Linked DNA regions of Homo sapiens: region 2 is linked to region 1. Evidence: chromatin loops called from intact Hi-C (ENCODE). Cell type or tissue: A673. All regions are shown on one strand.

The links. Peaks named below come from ENCODE experiments on the same cell type or tissue, not always from the same donor. Only the 100,000 strongest peaks of a DNase experiment are listed, where the experiment ranks them.
Region 2: it touches region 1 in a loop (2.7-fold over the local background); 6 of 110 quality-filtered maps call a loop at or near these places.

Annotation. Positions count from the first base shown.
Region 1 is chr14:96,575,989-96,578,488 of GRCh38, forward strand. No RefSeq gene overlaps it. Among named protein-coding and RNA genes, the nearest start is that of PAPOLA, 75 kb to the left of the region's middle. In A673, no CTCF peak of the experiment used is centred here; no DNase peak of the experiment used is centred here.
Region 2 is chr14:96,661,749-96,664,248 of GRCh38, forward strand. It overlaps LOC105370645 (a long non-coding RNA gene), which reads left to right and starts at 2,047. Exons shown (of 3, transcript XR_944179.4): 1 at 2,047-2,500. In A673, no CTCF peak of the experiment used is centred here; a DNase peak (open chromatin) is centred at 1,143.

The sequences.
Region 1 (2,500 bases):
GTCATAATTCATATTCATTGTAGTCAAAATTCATATTCATTGTAATACTTAAAAAATACAGAAAAGCATAAAGAAGAAACTTCACCCATAATCCTTAAAAAAAAAAAAAAAGCATACTTAAGGTCATACTAGGTAAGTAATTTTATATCAGGCATTTTCCCTGGAGATTGTCACGGCTGTTGAATAGGTAAAGCAAAGAGCCCAAGCATATCATGTGTGTGTCTCCACAAGCTGGGGACCTACGCTTTGGATTGAAGCCTGAGGAGAAATGTGGGGGAGCCTGGACCTAGGAGGGGTATGGAGAGGGAACCAGGCTGTATAGTGGAGAAAGACTCCCTGGTTTGCCAGGTGAGGGTTGAATCAGGGAGGCTCACAACAATGGCCGGCTTTAGCTTTAAGTGAATACCCCTATCAGAAAGTTAGAAAAAAAACAAACTCGTGTAGTTCAATGGGCATGGTTTTGCCTCCTGTGAGGAGGATGTTCATTCAACAGATATTCGTTGATCCCCTACCATGTACCAGGTGCTGTTACAGTGAGAAGCAAGCAAGGAGAGGGAACTGGGGTTCACTGAGTCCACAGGGTTTAGGCACTTTGGCGCACTCTGAGTGGTGGGCGTCACACTCAGCTGCCGTGACAGCTGCCTGGGGGTAGTTACAGATCAGTGAGACCTGGTAATAAGTTGAACTTGTCTGGTTCTAAAGCCCAAGCTGTTTCCATTTTGGGGCACATTTAACAGTTAAAAAGAGGCCCTAGTTATACATGGGGAACAAAACTGATAATAGCCCCTGTCCTTATGAAAGCTTATAGTTCATAGGAGATACAGATGCCGACAACACAAATGAACTGTAAGTTACTAGTGGGCTCTGAACGGAAATAAGAGTGCTTCTGGAAGGTTAGGAGCACCCTTTCAAACTGGACAAGCTTTGACCTGAAGACTAAGGTGGTGCCGAGTGAGGGAGCAGCATGTTTCTTAAGCAGGAAGGAGCTTGGCAACTGCAGAGGAACAGGAAGGTGCTGGAGTTTTAGAGCTTAGTTGGGTTGAGAGAGATGTAGGTGCCCAGATGTATCACAGTGATAGAATAAGAGGTCCAGAAGTGCTGAGGGAGCATGCAGCTTCCTGGTGGCCTTGGGGAGGATGTGGGAGAGCAGGTGCCATTTGATGGGTAGTTTGGCTGTGATCAGGAAACAGAGCAGAGGAGACAGCATGCTAAGTGGAGTGAAGGGCTTGCACCAGGGCACGGGGCAGGAGAGCATGTCAAGGTCAGAGAACAAAGCAGCCAGCAAAGCTAGTGTGTGACTGGGTGGGGCGGGTGGGGAGCAGTAGGTTAGATGTTACTGCCCTATTGAGAAAGATCTTGAGGCTCAGAGCAGCTCAACATGATTAAGATGTGGTCCAGGTTCTTAGTGGTGGTAGAAGCTAAGTAAAGGAGAACAAAGAGCGCACACACACACAAAGACCCTGGGCTTCCGTCACTTGTGCTTGTACCTGGTCCCATATTCCCATATTGGAGACTTGTACCGTTGCATACTTGCTCTCGCACCTCCCTTCCTTCCAGATCCAGCTTCATGCTGGATAAAAGAAATGTTTACATCCCAAATAGGATGGAGTGGACGGTGCCAGATTTCACACTACCCAGAGGGCTGCACAATTTACTACTTATAAGTTGTTTATTTCTGGCATTTTCCATTGAATATTTTCAGACTGTGGTTGGCTGCAGGTAACTGAAACCACGGAAAGCAGAACCATGGATAAAGGGGATTACTGTACTACAAATTCCAAGGTCCTGATAGAGAAGTCTCTTCATTAGGGAACTAGACCGCTTGCCTTAAAATGCATTTGGCTTGCAAGGCGGGTGCGAGGGAACGATATGTCACAAGCTAGCAGAGGCTGTGGGCAGTGTGCCCTTTACGTTCTGACACGCGTGGGGGCCCACATCTCTGCAGAGTCCTCCCCTTGAAAGCCTTTTAGTCCCTGACATCCATCATTGTGGGGGCTCAGCTTGGCTGAGCTGAATATTTATGAGTCATTATTTAATTAAGCCTTTCATACTTTCATTGATAAATGCAGTCACCCCTTGCCCCATTAGTCCCCACCACCACCTTGCAGCCCACAGCCAACTTCCAGCCCAGGCGCTGCTCCTCATTCTGTTCCTGGCATGCTGTTGACTGCCCTCCAGTGTCTACCACCCACTGGAGAGAAATCAAGGCCGGGATTCCTTTCAGTGCCCCCAGTATGTGGAGGCAAAGAGAGACATTTGCACTGACCATTGGTAGATGCTATAGTTTGACCAAACGGCCCCTATTCCTAGGTGTTTGGCAACTTGTAGCCCAAGTGGAAGACGGGAGAGAACAACCCAACAGGCATCTGGGGAGGTGCCTGTTCTCCTGACGCTGCCTGTCTGTCTGATGGTTCTATTAACAGCCTTCAAGAAGGATGAAGGGGAGGGTACAACAGTGAACAACAAACATCTCAGTCAGGAGAGGAATTTCAAGACGGGG
Region 2 (2,500 bases), 86 kb after region 1:
CTCCCTTGGCCAGGCACCCTTGTGCAGTGCACATTCTGTACAACTGTATTTGGCATTCCTGCTGGCAGCACTCAGGAGCATTTAAGAAAAGTGCTAAGAGATTTGCAAACACTGGAGTATGTAAAGAAACAGCTAACTGCAATCATTAGTCTAAGCTTTGCTTCATAACCAAACAGCATGACTAATAAAGTGTCCCAAACTTGTCATTTATTTTCCTTTACTTTCACCTTCAGCCAACTCACACCATCAAGTGTCCCAAACTCTTATTATTTATTAATAATCATTTGTTGAGGGCTTACTGTGTGCCAGGCTCTGAAGATACAGACATGACTACGACCTGAATTTTGAGAGAGAGGCAGCTGCATAGACCTGGTGCTCCAGCCCTGGGCTGTCAGAACACTGCACTGGGGTCAAGGGCAGAAGGCCCTTCTGGGGCTGGGGTCCAGGATGAGTGTGTGGCCTTGAGCAGGGAGAAACCAGCACTCTTCTCAGCTGGGCCTTTCTGGCAGGGCTGGCCTTTGCTCTGACTTCAGCTCCTCTAGTAGAGAAGCTCAGTTTTCATCACTTCCACCTGCACCCTCCCTGGAAGTCCCTCAACTAATGCATTTCTTTCTTTGGGAGGCCGAGGCTGAAGACTGACGTCTTCGCCCCGTTGGTCCCTGGAGGCGGGCTGCTGCCCCATTTGGGAGAGGACAGTGCACTCCTTGCACAACCTTTCAAGTACGGGCGCGTCAGAGCAACAGCACATTCAACCTGTGCGGGATTTGCAGACCAGCAAGTTTTGCCGACGCGTGCTCCCGGAACAGAATCACCTTTTGTACGGTATTAATGTAAAAGTTTCATTTAAAAGACACCAGCTGTGGTCCTACCCAGGTTTATTCATATGGGACCTTCACTGGGTCAACTTAATACTTAACTACTGCTTATTATCCCATCAGTCTTCAGGGACAACCCATGATCTAATTGCCTAGCATTTATGTTGCTTGGTAACCACAAATAGAGAATAATAGTTCTTAAAGGGGCAGTGTGGAATTTCATGCCCCTGCAGTGAAGTACACTTCATTTCCCAGAGCACCCTGTGTTTTTTAATTCAGTGAATAAAAATGTGTAATGAATAATTAATTATGTGCTTGGAGGCACAATAGCTGTCTACTTTTGAATATTCATCAGCGGCATTATTAATTCACTAGAAATCCCAGGGAGGAATGGGATAGGCTTTTAGCCTAGCTGGAGGACTTAACGATAATGCTTTGCAACACGCACAAACTTTTTTAAAGCTGACTTTTCTTTGGGAGTCGCTTTCTGGGTAATTTTCCTCTTTTAAGAACATTTCGCCGTGGCCCGGATTCCCGCGGAGCTGGTGGGACGCAGAGACCACCAGTGACCATGAAAAAGGCCCACTCTGGAACTCCTGTCTGGAAAGTCCATTAATAACCAGGCTCACTCGCCTCGTGAGGCCCGGGGTGTGCTAATGGGAGCGAGAAGCCTGGCCGCAGAGGCAGGAGCCCCCGTTCACTTCCAGAGAAGAAAGCAGCGTGCGCACTATGCCCTCTCTTAGAGGGGACCCTCTCCTGTCGTGGAGATGGGGACCTCGGCCATCCCTCTGCAGCCTGTGATGTATCCTGCATGGCTCCTGAGTAGCCTCTGAGGCCAGTGGTGTCAGACTCAGGGCTGGGATCCACGCCCCTAGGCCTCCCCGCCCAGTTCTAAACACCGATGCCAAGGCACCTCTCTGCCAAGGGTCCTGTACTGTTTCCTCTGCAGTTTTCTGAGATCTTCCATGCTAGTATAATTCCTCACCCCACTTTCTCTTTTAGTCCCAGAAAAATCTTCCTGGCCTCTCAATTGCGAGCTGCCTGCCTGACGCCCGCTCCTTCCTCCTCCCTTAATAACATAACCTCTACACCACGGGACAGCGCGGCACCCCACTGGACGATTACACTTCCCAGCCCACCTTGCGGCGGGAGATCATCATGTGACTGAGTTCTAGCCAATGAGAGGCATGTGGAAGTTGCTGGGCGGAACTTCTGTGGAGTCTTTCTGAAAGCAGGTGGAGAAGGAGTCCTGCTTGTTCTCAGCCTTCCTTTTTTCCTCCAGTCTGGGATGTAGATGAGATGGTTGAAGCTCCAGCAGTCATGGTGGATCATGAGGACACTCTGAGGATGGAAACAATGTGCTTGGAGGTTGAGTAAGAAAGACAGAAGGAGCTTGGATCCCTGCTGACTGTAGAACTCTCCCTCACAGCCTGAAAGTACCTCCTTCCAGCCTTTTTTCACATGAGAGAAATGAACCTCTAACTTGTTTAATCTGGATTATTCTGGGCTTTCTGTTGTGTGCAGTGGAACCCAATCTTCATCGAGTTCCCCTTCCCAAGAGTTCTGTCATTTTTCCTGCATTCTTTTTAGATTTCATAGCATTTACTCTTTCCGATAGATGTGAAAATTCTTTGAAAAGTTAACATCTTGAATAATGAAAGATAGCCTGTGCAACCCACGCAGAA